Regions from separate parts of the Homo sapiens genome. Here region 1 is linked to region 2. A link is a loop called in an ENCODE intact Hi-C map of the cell type or tissue named here. Cell type or tissue: IMR-90. All regions are shown on one strand. Links, peaks and the distances in the headings refer to the core of each region. The heading gives the core; the rest is flanking DNA. Region 1 overlaps PIKFYVE (phosphoinositide kinase, FYVE-type zinc finger containing). Region 2 overlaps C2orf80 (chromosome 2 open reading frame 80).

What was found. Peaks named below come from ENCODE experiments on the same cell type or tissue, not always from the same donor. Only the 100,000 strongest peaks of a DNase experiment are listed, where the experiment ranks them.
Region 1: a loop joins it to region 2, with 2.6 times the contacts of the local background. A loop is called at or near these places in 6 of 110 quality-filtered maps.

What each region holds. Positions count from the first base shown.
Region 1 is chr2:208,349,712-208,352,211 of GRCh38, forward strand. PIKFYVE (phosphoinositide kinase, FYVE-type zinc finger containing) reads left to right here. Exons shown (of 42, transcript NM_015040.4): 36 at 313-372; 37 at 1,060-1,236; 38 at 1,641-1,744. Among named protein-coding and RNA genes, the nearest start is that of PTH2R, 56 kb to the right of the region's middle. In IMR-90, for the core only: no CTCF peak of the experiment used is centred there; a DNase peak (open chromatin) is centred at 1,090; H3K27ac peaks cover 200 bases.
Region 2 is chr2:208,168,659-208,185,431 of GRCh38, forward strand. It overlaps C2orf80 (chromosome 2 open reading frame 80), which reads right to left. Exons shown (of 9, transcript NM_001099334.3): 3 at 16,293-16,374; 4 at 14,307-14,389; 5 at 12,560-12,647; 6 at 12,087-12,158; 7 at 3,330-3,417; 8 at 2,287-2,405. Among named protein-coding and RNA genes, the nearest start is that of C2orf80, 13 kb to the right of the region's middle. In IMR-90, for the core only: a CTCF peak has its summit at 6,863 (motif pointing right); a DNase peak (open chromatin) is centred at 6,883.

The DNA.
Region 1 (2,500 bases), core at 1-2,500, 180 kb after region 2:
GGAAGTTCTTGGTATAAGAACTGAGTTACTATATTGCCACTGTAGGAATCATTCAGTTGTAAGAAAAAGTATTCAACCTAAATTCTCTATTTTTCTAATTTAAAAACTGAAATTCCAAAAAACATACATTTTTATTGTGATCATTTAGACAGTTTAATTGTATATCTTATGCTTGCTTGATAGTGACTTGAGTAGGATATTTTTACTTTTAATTTGCTAAGTTTTTTTGTTACATCAAGGAAAAAGGAAAGGACAAAATGAACTGATAATTACTCAAAACCTTGGCTTTACTAATGATATTAAACCTTTTAGATGAAGTAGATGGAGGAGATACACAAAAGAAGCAACTCATAAATCCTCATGTGGAACTTCGTAAGTATGAGATATTATATCATTGGTTTGGGGAGAGGGACTACAGTTGAGCCATCTCTATTATTTGAGAATTCTAGCTTCATACTAAATAAATGTCCCAGTTCTTGAAATGAATATTAAGTCTTTATGCTGACATGAGGTATATTTAATCAACAGTTTATAAAATATAAATTTAATTTATAAAGAAATTTAATCAAAAGTATAATTTATTTGTAAATTATGCTCTTATTTCTAATAGTTAAACATTTACTTATTATGTAATCTAGAGCCACAGAATTTTGACAGTTGCATTTAGAATTGTGTATATGTGTGCCAGAAACGTATTATCCAGAATAATATGTACAGTACATTTTAAGATATTTATTAAGAATTACTATAAAAGTACAATGATGTTAATATGGTAGGTAACAAGTGTAAAATTAGAACTGAGTCTTTTTTTTATGTGATTTTTATTTTTTTCTCTTTTTTTGGAAAGTATGTAAGGATGGTCATACGATGTTCTTTAATTCCCCCTGAAGATCAGTTTAACAAAATTGTGATAAATAGGGATTTGGATCTAACATGCAAAATGCCATCATGAAGAAACTTAAGTGGTTGCATTTGGCCAGGGTAGGGAGTGAGGGAGCGGAGGAGGAAAGATATTTTCTGAGTCATAAAGCTTTTTAAAAAAACTTCTGTTGTTTATAGAATTTTCAGATGCTAATGCCAAGTTTTACTGTCGGCTCTACTATGCGGGAGAGTTTCATAAGATGCGTGAAGTGATTCTGGACAGCAGTGAAGAAGATTTCATTCGTTCCCTCTCCCACTCATCACCCTGGCAGGCCCGGGGAGGCAAATCAGGAGCTGCCTTCTATGCAACTGAGGGTGAGCCTTTCTCATCGTTTATTGATTGGTTCAGTAGTCTTCATCTCTTTACCTCAGAAAATGCAGCAGGAAGGATATTGCTTAATAAGAACTTTCATAACTATGACTTACTAGTTTTAACAGAGGTGTTTATAAAGTTTTATTTAGTAGTTTTAAAAAGTAGATCTTCTAGAACTGAACTTAGATGTGTTATTGACAAAAGTAGAGGGTTTTTGACTATATAAATCCACAGGATCCCTTCAGTTAATTGAGAATTGTGTTCTGATCAAAATTTTCACTGTGACATTAGAAAATTCCCCTTAAAATCATAAAACAACCTAATCATTTAGGATCTTTGGAATGATGTGTTATAGATTACAGTATATATTGTGATTGAGTAAACACATAAAATTTCTGCCTTTTAGATGATAGATTTATTTTGAAGCAAATGCCTCGTCTGGAAGTCCAGTCCTTCCTCGACTTTGCACCACATTACTTCAATTATATTACAAATGCTGTTCAACAAAAGGTAGAAATCTAAAACCATGGTCTGTAATCAAAGTTTGGTGGCTTTTTTCACATCCTGAATCTTTCTGTTAGTCTATTCTTGTGTTGCTATAAAGAAATACCTGAGGCTGGGTAATTTGTAAAGAAAAGAGGTTTATTTGGCTCATAGTTCTGCAGGCTGTGTATACAAAGCATAGTGCTGGCGGCGTCTGTTTCTGGTGAGGGCCTCAGGAAGCTTACAGTCATGGTGGAAGGCAAGGGGAGCCAGCATGTCACATGGTGAGAGACGGAGCAAGAGAGCGGGGTTGGGGGTGGGGGAAAGTGCTGCATTCTTTTAACTAACCAGATCTTGCGTGAACTCAGAGCAAGAACTTATTACTGCAAGGACGGCACCAAGCCATGTATGAGGGTTCTGCTCCCATGACCCAAATACCTCTCACCAGGCCGCACCTCCAACATTGCAGATAACATTTCAACATGAGATTTGCAGGGGCAAACATCCAAACTGTAACAGTCCTAATGGCAGTTTTCTCTGTGGTAAGATATATGCAGGACACAAATTGATCTCTGTTATGCTATTGAGGTATTATAGGATTCAGAGATCTTAAACTATATATTTCCTGCGTTTGTTAGTGAGGAACCAAGTGATCTTGAGCAAGTTGCCTTTAATTAGTTTATATAAAAAATCACTTAAGACATTAAGACTGGATGAAATTAGGTGCACATTCAGTAGTTGGTAATTTTGCTGAGACTGAAATTTGAAACGTGTATTGAGAAA
Region 2 (16,773 bases), core at 5,687-8,186:
TCAAAAAAAAAAAAAAAAAAGAGTTGGAAAAAATGCCTAAAGTGCACAAATAATAAAGTGTGAAAGAAAAAACACAAACGAGTTTTCTGTCGCTTGATTATTAAGAAAGGGCTTTTCTGGAAGGGATTCATCTCAGGACCTGGGGCCCTACTAAAACATGGGCATTTGTTCTTTCGACACTCCTGGGCTCGCAAGCATCAATCAGCCTATAGAAAGGTCTGGTCCCCAGAACTGAGCCTTTGATCACTATAGACAGGGCACAGAGATTTGAGAACCGTCACCTAAGGACTATTCGCTTACTACCTACTGCCAATTCACTAAATAAAAATTGTTACTGAATCTCTGCTGCCTGCGAAGTACTTTATATACATGTGAGAAATACTAAGGAAATAAAAGATATGCTTCCATCAAGAATCAAAAAATCTTCATTGGTTGTGGAAGAAAATATATATGGAACAAAATTATATTTAAAAATAAGATACCAATGAGTAATCTTTAGAGGTAGGTTTTCCTTACATAGGGTCCATTGATGAGGCTTGCGGGGGGTGTCTATAAACCCCTGTTTCAGAGATCTTTTTGTGTGTGTGTGTGATTAAGTTTAAAGTCTAGATTGTGTGTGTGTGTGTGTGTGTGTGTGATTTTTGGAGTTGTTACTGTTTTTTCATTGTTGTTTTGTTTTGCTCTCTAAAACTTGCTGCTTCCAAACACGTATAAAAAATGACCTCATTTTTCAAATTCTTCAAAAAATTCTTCAGAAACAAAGATATGGTTCTAGAAAGTCTAATACCTTCGGCCGGGCACAGTGGCTCACGCCTGTAATCCCAGCACTTTGGGGGGCTGAGGCAGGAGTTTGAGACCAGCCTGGACAACATGGTGAAACCCCACCTCTACTGAAAATACAAAAATTAGCCGGGTGTGGTGGTGCATACCTGTAATCCCAGCTACTCGGGAGGCTGAGGCAGGAGAATCGCTTGAACTCGGGAAGTGGAGGTTGCAGTAAGCTGAGATTGTGCCATTGCACTCGAGTGTGGGTGACAGAGTGAGACTCTGTCTCAAAAAAAAAAAAAAAAGGAAAAGAAAAAAAGAAAAGAAAATCTAATACCTTCAAATCTTATTATAGCAAATATGTTTGAAGGAAAATTGAATATGGTGATAATTTCCCCAAATAGTGCAGTTGTTCTGTTATCAGAATAACATTTATTAAAACCCTGATATGACCAAAGAATTCAATCAGTTCCTAAAGCAGTTGCTATGATAAGGTTACATTTCTAATTAATCAGATATAAGGGACAGAGAAGACAGTTTGCCTCTGAAATCTGAATAAATCCTAAGCCTCATGTAGTCCAGTCTATTCAGAGATTCAATTTAAAAATGCATGGTACAACAGCCAAACTAAATAAAAATAAAATTTAAATTGTCACTTGTTTCCTGATGCAAACCCAATCATAAGTCAGTATATCAGTTCTCAAAGTTCCCTTCCCCGTTTTCTACCTTACAGCCTTCCAGCATATCTAACATCTCTCATTCAACAAAACTCTAAAATATCCCAGAATCCCAGACACCCACCCTGTACCACTTTTCTGATTCTCTCCCCGCTCAGCTTTTATTCTGTTGATCAGAGAAGTCTCTCTGACTTCTTAAATTTTCTCTTCACTTTGCACATTACAGCTGAGAGCCCAGAGCTGGAAGAACAAAGAGCCCTCCTCCCTTTCTCCTTTCTTTCCAACCCTGTCCATCTCCGACCATTCTCTGAATTCCACCACAAATAAATCAGGAATCAGATGGACAGGGGAGGAGCAGGGGAGACTTTAAGCAGGAAAAAAGAAAATTATTATTGCTGAGAGAGGGATCAAGGATAGAAACATTTGGGATACAGAAATTAATACAAACTTTCTCCTCAACATGCTTATTTGCATCAACAGAGTAACAGCCAATTAACTTGTGGATAGTATTTTTCAAATGCTGAAAAGATAATAATAGCTAGTATTTATTTGGGGTTTACTCCATGCTAAGCACTGTTCTAACCTTTTAACATGAATAATCTCAGTTAATCACCCCAACAAGCTTAAGAGGTAGATATCATTATTCTTCCATTTTGCAGATGAGGAAACTAAGGCACAGAGAGTTTAAGTATCTTGCCTGATGTCCCATAGCTGGTAAGCAGTCGGCTCTAGATTCAAACCCAGAGCACCTGACTCCAAAGGCTAGACTTTTAACCACGGTATCAGGAAAGTACTCCCAAAATAGCTGGTATCAGTTTGGTCCAATTTACAATCTCACACCTACTTTGTGCTTTGGCTGTGTGTCTGAAAACCTTTGTGATGATTTCCATTCTGTGGCATTTGCTTCCTTTGCAGAGATGCTGGTGGCATTTTTATTTGTTGTTACCTTTCTTGACTTGACACCTACAGACAGATGCAGTAACCATATCTGTATATAAAACTTTTTTAAAAATGTGTCCATCCAAAGTTTCATTTAATTTCATTTCACTAATTAATTATTTTTGAGACAGGGTCTCACTTTGTCACTCAGGCTGGAGTGCAGTGGTTCCATCACGGCTCATTGCAGCCTCCACTTCCTGGGCTCTAACAATCCTCCCAACTCAGCCTCCTGAGTAGGTGGGACTAGAGGAGGGTGCCACCATGGCCAGCTATTTTATTTATTTATTTATTTATTTTTGAGATGGAGTTTCACTCTTGTTGCCCAGGCTGGAGTGCAGTGGCGCAATCTCAGCTCACTGCAACCTCTGCCTCCCAGATTCAAGCGATTATCTCGCCTCAGCCTCCTGAGTAGCTGGGATTACAGGCGCCTACCACCACACCCAGCTAATTTTTGTATTTTTAGTAGAGATAGGGTTTCACCGTGTTGGCCAGGCTGGTCTCAAACTCCTGAACTCAGGTGATCTGCCCGCCTCGGCCTCCCAAAGTGCTGGGATTACAGGCATGAGCCACTGTGCCCGGCTTATTTTTGTAGGGATGAAGTTTCACTAAGTTTCCCAGGCTGGTCTCAAACTTCTGGGCACACAAGAGATCCTTCCAGCCCAGCCTCCCAAAGTGCTGGGATTACCAGTGTGAGCCAGCCCACTCACAGTTTTAGATCCTTTGCTTTTGGAGTGCTTTGCTCCCATCACCAAAGCATCTGAGAAACAAGACTTCCTTGATTTCAGTAATGGAGGGAAATCAAGCCCTAAGAGCCCCTGGTTCTTTTAAATTCAACCAGACATAGAAATCTAATTCCCATTACAATTTTGACCTTACCTGGTGAGCCTACTTCCTAATTTCCTAGTTTGACTTACATTCCTCTAAGCAGGTGAAAGTAACCAGGCTTACTCTGTTTGCGGGCGTATGCTGCTGCTTTGGGTGCTGTTAACATGGCAAAGGGGTGCAAGGAGAGGCAGAGAGATGAAACTCGGGGAACCTGAAAGGAAAACAGTCCTACTTTTAAAATCTGTCCATCATCTGCGGCATGAACACCTGCTAGTCACAGCATTTGGCCTATTTAATCAACTCAGAATCCTTGAGTCCAATTGTTGAGTACTGTCCAACGGACACACTGTCCACAGTCCATTGATGGGGCACGTGAAGTATATGAACGTGAACTTGCACACATGGCCTTTTGTTCCTGTACTTGGTTCCCATTTCCTAGAATGCCCTGTCATGCACAGACACTCTTCACATAGTTCCCTTTATAGCCATTTCCTCCTTTTCTGCCTAGAGGCACCTACCTCTCTTTTATCATGTAGCTCAAATATGACCCCTTCCGAGAAATGTATCCTGATGTCCTCCCACACCCACTCTCCCTTGCTGGCACAGTTCCCCCTGCCTACCCAATGCAGAATTGTTGGTTCACTCATCTGGCCCAAAGTCTTTAACAGGCACTTTACAGAGGAAGAAATATATGAATAGTTGTCCATTGGTAATCAGGGGGAATGCAAATTTAAACCACAGTGAAATACCATAATACACTTAACAGACTGACAAAACTGAAAAAGCCAGTATAGATAACCTGCATTGCTGGTAGAAATAGAATTGGTACAACCATTTTGGAAAGCAGTTTAGCTTTATGTAGAGAGTTGAAGATGCTTATACCCATGGCTTAGCAATTTCATTCCTAGGCATATACCATACAGAAACTCTTTTGCCGTGCAATGCTTCTTGCTTTTGCAAGAGATAACTTGGCCAGGCGCAGTGGGTCATGCCTGCAATCCCAGCTCTTTGGGAGGCTGAGGCGGGTGAATCATCTGAGGTCAGGAGTTCAAGACCAGCCTGGCCAACATGGCAAAACCCCGCCTCTACTAAAAATACAAAAAAATTAAGCGAGTGTGGTAGTGGATGCCTGTAATCCCAGCTACTCGGGAGGCTGAGGCAGGGGAATTGCTTGAACCCAGGAGGCAGAGGTTGCAGTGAGCCGAGATTGCGTCACTGCACTCCAGCCTGGGCAACAAGAGTTAAAACCTCATCTCAAAAAAAAAAAAAAAAAAAAAAAACTCAAGTGCCTGAAATGGAAAAATAGATGACAACATTGTGGTATATTCCTAGAGTGGAATACTGTATGTAGTGAAAAGAAACTATAGCTATGTTAGCTATGTGCAGCAGTATTAATAAGTTTCTGAAACATAATGTTGAATGAAAAAAGAAAGACATTAAATGACACATTTGCTAATATCCTATTTATAAAAACTCAAGGCTGGGTGTGGAGGCTCAAGCGTGTAATCTCAGCACTTTGGGAGGCCAAGGCGGGCAGATCACAAGGTCAGGAGATCGAAACTATCCTGGATAACACTGTGAAAACCCGTGTCTACTAAAAATACAAAAAAATTAGCCAGGCGTGGTGGTGGGCACCTGTTGTACCAGCTACTTGGGAGGCTGAGGCAGGAGAATGGTGTGAACCCGGGAGGCGGAGCTTGCCGTGAGCCGAGATCGTGCCACTGCACTCCAGCCTGGGCGAGAGAGCGAGACTCCATCTCAAAAAAACAAAAACAAAAACAAAACACCAAAACTCAAAAAATGTGCAAAATTAAACAATATATAGATTAGAAATGCATATGTGGTAAAACTATAAAGAAGTAAAAGATAGTAATCAACACATAATTCAAACTAGTGGTAACCTAGGGCGAAAGGAAGGGTATGAGACAGGAGAGGGTATGCAGAGAGCTTTAAAGCTGTTAATACTGTTCCATTTTACACACTTGGATTTGTTTGTTTGCTTGGTCTTTGTCTTTTAAATATATATTGGTAAGTGTTCATTTGGACACAATTAATATTGAAAGTGTGTTTTTAATCCCTCATTTACTATTATTATTATTAATTTTTGAGACAGGGCCTCACCCTGTCACCCAGGCTGGAGTGCAGTGGCGAGATCTTGGCTCCCAGCAGCCTCCACCTCCCAGGCTCAAATGATCCTCCCATCTCGACCTCCCAAGAAGCAGGGACTGTAGACACACAACACCATGCCTGGCGAATTTTTGTATTTTTTGGTATAGACAGGTTTTTGCCACGTTGCCTAGGTTGGTCTCGAACTCCTGGGCTCAAGTGATTCTCCTGCCTCAGCCTCTTAAAGGGCTGGGACTACAGATACTGCGCCTGGCCAATTCCTCATGATTAAGATCTGTCAATATTGAACTTTTGTTTAAAACATAGGTCCCTCCCCTTATCATGAAAACATTTTAAAATTTCTGCACAATTCGGTCTGAGTCAGCATCCTCCAAAAAGAGAAGATGCTTGGCAAATTACTGGAGTAAGTGTGAGAGGGTGGAAGCCAGGCCTATCACGAAGGGACCAGGTTGCTATCAGGAGGAAGGAGGGTGGTCATCCCGAGTGGGGGCGAACTTGGAAATAACAGCACTAATATGGAAGGTCCCCTGGTGCCACCATCGTGTGCTCGATACGTGCAGTCTCACTGAGTCCTCAGAGTGATCAGGTGTGTTTGGGTAAGTGTAATCATGCCTGTTTAGACATGCCTATTTACATATGGGGAAATTGGGAATCAGAGAGAAATAACTTATCCGAAGACACACAGCTAGCAAGTGACAAAGCTGGGACTGGACATCAGTCTGTTTGCCTGTGACATGCCCTGGACTTGGATGTCAGTTAGGATGGACTCGAATGATAGCCAGTCAGACGCCGGGGTCCGGCTGCATGAAGAAAGAAGGAAAGCAGAGGTTCTAGTGCTGTCTGACCACCTGCCTTTGTCTCTTTCCTCTTTCTGATGTGCTCATTTCCACTCTCTCTGTCTCCCTCTTTCTCCATCAAATGGAGCTGAAGAATATTTTTATTTTTGTTCGATTTGTTGAAGGAAGATTTATGTTCTCTTTTCTTCAGGTTAAAATCGAATAAGACATGGTCGGGCGCGGTGGCTCAGCCTGTAATCCCAGCTCTTTTGGAGGCCGAGGGGGGTGGGTGGATCAGTTGAGGTCAGGAGTTCAAAACCAGCCCTGCCAACGTGGCAAAACCTCGTCTCTATTAAAAATTCAAAAAAAGTAGCCGTGCGCAGTGGCGCGCACCTGTAATTCCAGCTACTCGGGAGGCTGAGGCGAGAGAATCACTTGAACCCCGGGGGGGGGGGGGGCGGAGGTTGCAGTGAGCCAAGATCACACCACTGCACTCAAGCCTGCGTGACAGAGTGAGACTCTGTCTTAAAAAAAAAATGAGTAAGACATTTTATATTTATCCGGGGCTAGTTGTCAATAACTCTCACTTGCGTAAGGTCTTTAGTTGAATTTTTTCTATGAGTCCAGAATCCTCAGCAGAAAAAAGCTCCCAATCAGCAAAAAGCAGTTCCCTCTCAGGAGGGAGAACCCGAGGCTAACAGAGTAGGTGAGCAATCCCGCGCCTATGACTCCTTTCTACCATCAGGTGGCAGCACATAATCCCGGAGAAAGCCATCCAGCCTAGCACAGTACCCATATTGTGTCATGCGGCCAATTCCAGTTGCAGGAAATTCTTCATAATCTGATTAGTATTCAACAGAGTTTTAAGCTTTTGCTTGGGAAGGATTTTAGCTGTTGCTTAGGAGACATTTTATCGGAAGGAATCATTCAGATATATGTAGCAATTAAAGAAGAATCTCTTGCAATATCGTTTTTTTTTTTAAAAAACTCTAGTTAAAACCATTTTTTGAAATTATGTTAAATTCCAAAAGACTCTTTTAAAATAGGTTTACCGTTCAGTCTTTGAAATGCTACATTGCTATCGAGAGGTCCTGCTAATGCCTAATTCAAAATGTGGCAAAAGTCCCTGTGTGCAGCTGATGTGTAGCTCCAAGAGTAAGGCCTGAACTGGCGTTCTGGAGGCGGGGAGCTTGTGAGGCTCACGGGGCAGATCCTCAGGCTCTTAGACTCTTGTATTGGTAATTCAAATTACGCCCTCTGTGATCACTGGTTGTCCAAAAGAGGCAAAGTTTACATTGTGTTAATAATACACGTGGATGCTTGATTAGCTATTTAATTTTTGAATATTTAGAGCAGTGGTTCTCAATCTCATGTGATTTTGCCTCCCTGGGGACATTTGGCAAAGTCTAGAGACATTTTTTTTTTTGAGACGGAGTCTCCCTCTGTTGCCCAAGCTGGAGTTCAGTGGCACTATCTCCACTCACTGCCACCTCTGCCTCCTGGGTTCCAGCAATTCCCCTGCCTCAGCCTCCTGAGTAGCTGGGATTACAGGAGCCCACCACCACACCCGGCTAATTTTTGTATTTTTAGTAGAGATGGGGTTTCACCATGTTGGCCAGGCTGGCCTCGAACTCCTGACCTCAAGTGATCCGCCCGCCTCGGCCTCCCAAAGTGCTGGGATTACTGGCGTGAGCCACGGCACCTGGCCGACATTTTTGTCACAACTGGCGAGAAGCTCCTTGCATCTAATGGGCAGAGGCCAAGGATGCTGTGAAACATCCCACAATGCACAGGACAGCCCCAGAACTCCATTCCCTGAGTAGCAGAACTTTAATTAAAGCTATTATTTGGAGGTTACCATGGGCCAAACACTAAGGGCTTCACTGATTCTAACTTACTTCATTCCCACGACAACCCCATCTTTGCGTCCCTGTTTTTACAAATGAAATTGAGAATTACAGAGGTTAGAACATTTGCCCAGAATTATTCTGCTTGTAAGTGTGGAGCTGGGATTCAAACCCAGGAGGCCAGGCTTTGGAATCCTAGTGCTTAACATTACACAACCTGCCTCTCAGATAATATATCTATATATATACTATATATACATATGTATACATAGGTGTATATATATACATATCTGTGTATACATATCTGTATACATATGTATACATATCTGTATACATATCTGTATACATATGTATACATATATACAGAAATGTATATGTATACATATATACATATATACAGATACATATATACAGATATAGTACACATATATACTATATACATATGTATACATATACGTATATAGATAATGTATACATATATAGTAGTATAGTAATCAATGGCTCGATTTTATATATATACATACATATATATTATATATAGTGTGTGCATATATATGTGTATATGTAATATACATTATATTATATATTATAATATATATAATCGAGCCATCATTCACATCACATAGCAATAAACAAAATACAAGCGGCCAGACGTGGTGGCTCACGCCTGTAATCCCAGCACTTTGGGAGGCTGAGGTGGGTGGATCACCTGAGATCAGGAGTTCGAGAACAGCCTGACCAACATGGCGAAACCCCATCTCTACTAAAAATACAAAATTAGCCAGGCGTGGTAACGCATGCCTGTAATTCCAGCTACTCAGGAGGCTGAGGCAGGAGAATCACTTGAACCCGGGAGGCGTAGGTTGCAGTGAGCCGAGATTGCACCACTGCACTCCAGCCTGGGCAACAATAGGGAAATTCCATCTCAAGAAAAAAACAAACAAACAAACAAAAACTAAAACACAAAACAAATACAAGCCTTTAAAAAAAAGTCAGCCTCTGTGATAATATTATCTCTTTCTGTTTAGAGCTGGTTATTGTCACTGATTGTGAGAATGGGGACTATGTGTCACTGAACAGAGAAGGTGCTGAACAAAGGCTCTTTAATGAATAAATGAGTGATCAGATGGATAGGTAGAGATTGGTTGGTCCACTTCTACATGGCCTGTCTTCCCCTTCTAGCACCTTTATTTATTTATTTATTTATTTATTTATTTTTTATTTTTTTTGAGACAGAGTTTTGCTCTGTTGCTCAGGCTGGAGTGCAGTGGCACAATCTGGGCTCACTGCAACCTCTGCCTCCCAGGATATCCTGCCTCAGCCTCCCAAGTAGCTGAGATTACAGGCATGCACCACCACGCCCCGCTAATTTTTTGTGTTTTTAGTAGAGATAGGATTTCACCGTGTTGGCCAGGCTGGTCTCAAACTCCTGACCTCAGGTGATCCACCCACCTCTGCCTCCTAAGGTGCTGGTATTACAGGCATGAGCTACCGCGCCCAGCCTTCTAGCAACTTTAAATGAACCTGATTTATCTGAGCTACTCAGACACCCATGTTTGCAAACCTTCTTGACTGATAACCCAGCCAAACCTGGAGGGGTCCACAGTGCCATCCTCTCTAGGATGTGTTTTTCCATATTAGTCTTTTAGCCATGTGAGTTGGGACCAACTAGTCAGATGTGCTGATGCCTTTCTAGACCTCTCCCAGGTACCAGAAGGTGACAGGGAGAAAACAGTGACTGAAACAGAAGGGTTTGGGGCTCAGGCTTGTGTGTATATGTGCTGAGGGGTAGGGGAAAAGGAGAAAGGGCAGCCTAGAAGGGAGAAAGCTGCAGAAAAAGACAAGCAGGAATAAAGCAGTATGATTTGCTTGGCTATCCAAGGAACACAGAGAGCTGAGCTTTCTTTGAAAACCAAGAACAGCTTGATCTCTGAGGAGCGTCAGGCCTGGGGTGGCTTATATCTCAAACAAGGTAAGCTCCAATATAGGATATAAGATCTATAAGAAAAGTAATCTTGGCTGGGTGTGGTGATGCATGCCTGTAATCCCAGCATTAGGGGAGGCCAAGGTGGGAGGATCGCTTGAGCCCAGGAGTTCAAGACCAGCCTGTGGAACATAGGGAGACCCCCATCCCTAAAATTTTTTTTTAATTGTTTTTTGAGATGGAGTTTCTGCTCTTGTTGTCCAGGCTGGAGTGCAGTGGCATGATCTCAGCTCACTGCAACGTCCGTCTTCCGGGTTCAAGAGATTATCCTGCCTCAGCCTCCCTGGTAGTTGGGATTACAGGCGACCGCCACCACACCTGGCAAATTTTTTGTATTTTTAGTAGAGTTGGGGTTTCACCATGTTGGCCAGGCTAGTCTCAAACTCCCGACCTCAGGTGATCCACCCACCTTGGCCTCCCAAAGTTCTGGGATTACAGGCATGAACCACTGCAAACGGCCTGCAAAAAAGTTTTTAAAAAGTTATCTTGTCTGACTTGCTCACCACTGTATCCCCTGCACCTACAATTATACTGAATGAACAGATGAGTGAATGAATGAGTGAGTGAATGAATGAAGTGAGTTGAAACTAGAGGGATCAGAGAGAAAGTTCTGATTTTCACAATGATCAAGGGCATTTGAGTCTCAGGACTACAGTCAGGTTACATATGGATTAAAGTGATAGGAAAGTTGGTTTCAATGTAAACACTTGACTTCTAAGGTGGACCTGGTGGGCTCTTGAACTCTACATGACCCCACTGCTTGCACAATGACCTGCAGTAAAAGAATAAGGGAGGCAGGCATTCCTGTGGCCACAGCCTTGCCCCTGCCCTGCCCTCCCTTCTGAATCCAGGTGGGGGCAGGGAAAGCCACAGTGTGAGCAGAAGACCTGGGCGTGAGGACGTTGGTGCCCCCCTTCCCCCCTCCCACTGCATGGCCCTCGCCACCTCACCTTCCCTTTCCTCTTGCCTCTTCTGGAGGTATCCAAAGGTGAAGGGATCAGTAGTTCACCTCTAAATAGCAGTTCATATTTAAATGTTTACTTAATGTTCATACATTTACAAGTGGCAAAAATGGAAGTGGTCTTAAAAATTATTCAGAACACCCTTTTTTTTTTTTTAAGATCAGTCATATGGAGGCCCGAAAGGGGAAAGGGACGCATCTAGGGTTTCATAGTAGTGGAGTCAGAACTCAAACCCAGGTCTCTGAACTCCCAGGTCATTGCTGCTTCTACTGTTAATGATTTCAAAGTAGTTTCATGGGAGGAGCTGAGAGTGGAGCTCACACCTATAGTCCAGCTACTTAGGAGGCTGAGGCCAGGATTTCGAGGATTACTGGATTACCAGGAATTTGAGACCAGCAGTGAGACCCGTCTTTAAAAAATGTAGTAGTGTTGTGGGAAAGGAAGATGTATCAGCAGTAAACTAGGGAATTTGTCATGAGAATGAGCCTTGTGGATCTTGTCCTAGTTCTAGAAGATATAGTACATCATAGAAGGGAACTGTGTGGACCTACCAGATCTACATTACAAAAAGTGTACGTGAAAAATTACATTTATTAGAAACAGAGCAGAGGTTGGCATGGTGGCTCATACCTGTACTCCAGTATTTTAGGAGGCCAAGGCAAGCAGATCACTTGAGGCCAAGAGTTTGAGACCAGCCTGGTCAACATGGCAAAACCCCATCTCTACCAAAAAATACAAAAATTAGCCGGGTGTGGTGGTGCATGCCTGTAGTCCCAGCTACTCAGGAGGCTGACGCACGAGAATTCCTTGAACCCAGGAGGCAGAAGTGCAGTGAGCCGAGATCGCACCACTATACTCCAGCCAGGGTGACAGAGTGAGACTCTGTCTCAAAAAAAAAAAACAAAACCACAACAGAGTAAAGTTTTGCCCCCAAGCCTGGTACTCATTGCTGCCCCTTCTCAGCCGTACACAAGATACATTTGTTATTACTGCATGGTCTTTTACATATGAAAGGCATTTCACACACGTTATTCAAGTAAGAAATGGTTATGTCTGGTTTTGTACATTTTGATGTAAAACTGTTATTTCATAATTGATGTCTGAAAATACAACATTATACATTTATACACTAAATAAATTATCTCTAAAAATCCCTTCTATTGACAATCCCAGGTCACCCTTACCTTGATGGTACCAGAATCGGCAGAAGAATCAGCCCCATAAATTTTAAAGACTTCCTCAATCGGGATACTGTTCTGTTAAACAACAACAGCAATAACAAAGTATGATCATACCATGGCTTTTCTTTTATTATAAAACAAAGCTAATATAGCTCCAGTATGTCTAAAACTGTGCTTGGGTATCATAAGTATTAAATACAGTAAATAACTTCTGATCAATGGATAAATCAGTTTTCCAGATACCAATTAGTTGTGTCTCTCATTCTTTTCTTTTTTCTTTGCCTCTTAAATAAATGTTTTCACATACAGTGTAGAAGTTAGTCTTTTTATTACTTTAAAAAACGAAACATTTACTATCAATAACTCCTAAACATTTAGAAACATTGGTTGAAAAATAATGTAAATATTCATTACTGTAAAAATGCTCAGAGTAGATATGAAATATTCATATAGGCAGATAGTATTCTTTTCCTTACCATTAAGATTCCAGCATAAGATGATAAAATCATAGCTTCTCGTTCTCTACGATTTGGATATATGGGTCTGCCATGGAGTGGTATTTTCCTAATGGGGAATAGGAAATACAAGTGGAAGATTTATTCTTGTTCTTTTTGATGCCTGCTAAGGTTGTGATGATAATCGATAAGTAATCTGCAATGGCTGTGTGCTATCTGCTTATTTATATTAATAAAATTGGTATGATTGTTCCTCCATCGGTGAAATCCACACTTTGAATTTTTAATCTTCCAATAATGGTGATGAATTTGGCCTCATCTATCCATGTTTTCACAGCAATCAAAGATTGGCAGACTGGCCACTGTGGTGGATGTTGATGGTTTTGCAAACCATTATCCTTTCCCTTTCTTGTGACAATTTGCTTTGGGGGAACTACCTAACCCCACTGTAAGCCTATATGCTTCTAGGGAAGCTGACTACACCCCTAGATTCCAAAGATGAAAAACACACTGTGGACTGAGCTGTCAGCGTATTCCACCTCCCCTGCGCTGCCACTGTCCAACCCTAGACAAGCCAGGTAACAGCCACTGAGACACAATTGGGTGATTAAAAAAAAATATATCCACCCTTCCCCGATAATGAAATGGGCTGAAACTAGGAATGGTGTTCACCCTGAGGAAATGGAGTCAGGAGGTAGATCCAGATGACATTGTTTGAGTTTTGAATTAAACCATGCCTAACACAGTCCTACCCATGGACTTTTCAGATACAAGGGCAATAAAATCTACTCCCCAGCTTTTTTGCTTAAGGCTGTTCAAATTGGATTTTCAATTGGATTTTCAAATTGGTCATTACAGCTAAACCCTAACTGTTACAACTCTCTAGGATCAGGTGTGTAGTCCAGAGCCATTGAGTAGAAAAAAAATAACAGGCCTCCAGAATAAGCTATTTGATCCTGTCCTCATTAGTTCTGTGTTCTTACCAATTGAGTGAGTCTGCCTGAACACTCCCTATACATGACAGAAAATGCTGGTAATCCCAGAAAGAAAATTATTCTGCGCTTCAAACAGCTCAGCTCAGATACATGTCTGCCTAAATGCTTAAGAATTTGTTTGGTAGTCCTTAGGAAAAGGTTACAGTCTTTACCCATAGAACTGACTGTTTTAAATCATGGCATGTACATAGTAAAGCAGTCATGTTTCTAAGACAGAGCATTCTTTATTTTTGAGATGGAGTCTCACTCTGTTGCCCAGGCTGGAGTGAAGTGGCACAATCTTGGCTCACTGCAACCTCTGCCTCCTGGGTTCAAGTGATTCTCCTCTCCTGCCTCAGCCTCCTGAGTACAGGTGTGCGCCACCACGCTAGGCGAATTTTTGTATTTTTAATAGAGGCGAGGTTTTACCATATTGTCCAGGTTGGTCTTGAACTCCTGGCTTCAAGTAATGAGTCTGCCTCAGCCTCCCAGAGTGCTGGGATTACAGGCCTGAGCCACCGCGCCCGGCCCCTTAAGACACAACATTCTGTGCAAGAAAGTCTTTCATCTCACTGAAGTCAATTAGTATAGAGATGCAAAACATGGAAACATGTAACTTCTTCAAGTTGGCAACTGTTCAGGTTCCTCAGGTGTCTCGTTGAAGAGGGATATTCACCCAGTAGTGTTTTCAAATCAAAGTGCCTCATGATGGAAGATGTTAGGGCTGGAACTTCCTCTATCATTAATCATAGGCACAAATTAAAGAGGAAAGCAACAAACCTACTTCAACTTACAGTTCCTCCCACTCCAGCCAAGTTAAGTCTTCTGAGGGATCCAGCCATTGCAAAGCAACACTGATGGCCAAGTCATAGTGTGCCTGGGAGCAGGAAGCACAGAGAGCAAAGAAACAGGCTTAGACATTGGCCGAAGTACTCCCTGGACCCAATGACAATGGGACTGCTAAGCCTATTCTAGTCTGTCATGTCCAAAATGGGAAGGATCATTAGCTTTAATAACCTGATGCTCGGCCAGATTTTTTTTTTTTTTTCTGAGACCTCGCCTCACAGGGATGAATCAGCCAGAAATATTTTGGGATCTTGAGACATTAAATTTATTTCCACTAGAGCAGTTATCTGATTTCTGTGATTTGGAAAAGAAAGGAGAGATCAGTGAAGAATAATAAACTTGGAATCAGAAAATCTGGGCTCAAATCTAGGTATTGCCAACAACTCACGGAATATTCTTAGGTGAGTAACTGATGCTTTCTGGGCCTCAGTTTCCCTAAATTTTAACATAGTAAAAGGTAAGGGTGGGGGAACAGGGCTGCAGGGAACAATTTCTGATTCTGTGAGTAGAATGTCAGAAATGTGCTTCCAGGGGTACAGGGGCAGTGTGGTGGGAATTTGGAGGGATGGGCCGTTTTATGTCTACCTGGGGAGATAGCTAGAATCCCAAGAAGCTTCAGAGAGGGAAGCTGCATTGGAGCTGGGGCTTGTGGGATGAGAATGTCTACAGATGGGGAAGGAAATCACAGGTAGAGGAACTAGCATGAGGCAAGGACGGAGCGGGCGGGGAAGGGGGCAGACCTGAGTAAGTGACTTGCTGAGAGTTTCACACGCACGTATAGTAAAAAGCTGAGAACCAATGCGGAGGCTTATTTTTATCATGGTGACCACCTTTTCCTAGTAATTCCTAAGAGTTCTTGTTCAGTAAGCATATTTACCATTTGTCTATCAAAATATTCCTTCTCTCCTTTCAGTCCCCACACACAGAAAACGGAAGATTGGTTTTGTTTTTAATTTTTGTAGAGGCGTTCTGAAGTTTTAACATTTTTAAACGGTGGAATTATTTCTTCCAGGGACTGAACCAAACTGAACAGTGAACCTAAATGAATAAATAAACAGGAAGAATGGGACCATGACCAAATGTTGCAACCGGATCCAAAGTTTGATGCCTTGGCATCACTTGTTTGGTCATTTGAAATGCAAATTCCTAGGCCGCGGGGGCGCCCCCCTCACCCCCGCCCCCCTTCACCTCCTGAATCAAAACAGCCTTGTAATACGACCTCATTAAAGTTTGAGAAGCACTGCTCTAATCTACTTAATTTCTCTGTTTAATATGTGTACACAGAGAATAAGGCTTAACTATTTCCTTAGCTCCAGGGTAGTTTTGAAAGCCAGTGAGCCTGGCTCTACTTTAGTCGGAGAAGAAGAGGAGAGGGGAGTGGAGGGAGAGAGTCTTTTTTATTAGTGTAAGGATAGTAAATGGGCAGTGAAAAAACTGAGGGTTTGCTAATTTCTTTTGAGTTAGATCTTTATATGGTTTCTTCCTCAATTTCTGTGACGTGAACTTTCAGATCCTGAGTCTGGGCTTCGAAATAAATAACACCAAGGATTTTTAGGGTTACTTAATTTATTTGGTTTTCTCTCACTAATGCAAATGGTAAAGAAATTATTTTGAGAACTACATGATAGCTAATTTTGTCAAACTCTTAACTCCACAGACGTAACATTTTGCCTGGCATTAATTTTGATTTTTAATCTTCTTTCCTAATAGCAAATAACTCTCATGATTTTTATTTTCTCATTCTCTTTGCTTTCTGGTTAGTGGGTTGAAATGACCATATGAACAATCTCAGGGTGAGGGGAAGATGAGGAAGAGGACATTTGGGGGATGGGTGTCAATATTAGCCTTGTTTATTGTATAAATAAGATCCTTTTTCTGTCTCTTTAATACACATATAACACAAATATGACTCGCATCAGCGTGCCTTTCTTTACCATATCATCTAGAAAGGTGAGTTGCCGTCTTCCTTTTGGGTCAAATTCATTTTCCCGAAGTCTGATGCCAATATAATCTCCCCTTAAAAGCAAGAGAGCAGCATTGAACCATTGGAGTGACACGGGCTCAGTCTGCAGAAAAAGGCTTTTTTTTTTCCCATCCCTCCCTCCCCCACCAAAATACAAGAGAATTTGCAGATGCTCTGGTAGCTGAGTTAATATTCGGTTTTGGTTTACACGACAATTCTACAATGCTGCAGTTTAAAATGTCTAACCATAATTAACTGAAATAACATTTATCTAAAAATTAAACTCAATTGGAACAGAATTTACAGGAAAGCAAGGAATATGCTAAATACCCACACACAGAAATGGTTTTACAAGACCAAAAGGATTGAGACACACTGTTTAAAATAATCATTTGCTTCCCGTGTTAAATTCAAGCAGCATGTCCAAAGTTGATACATTCCAGATATATAAA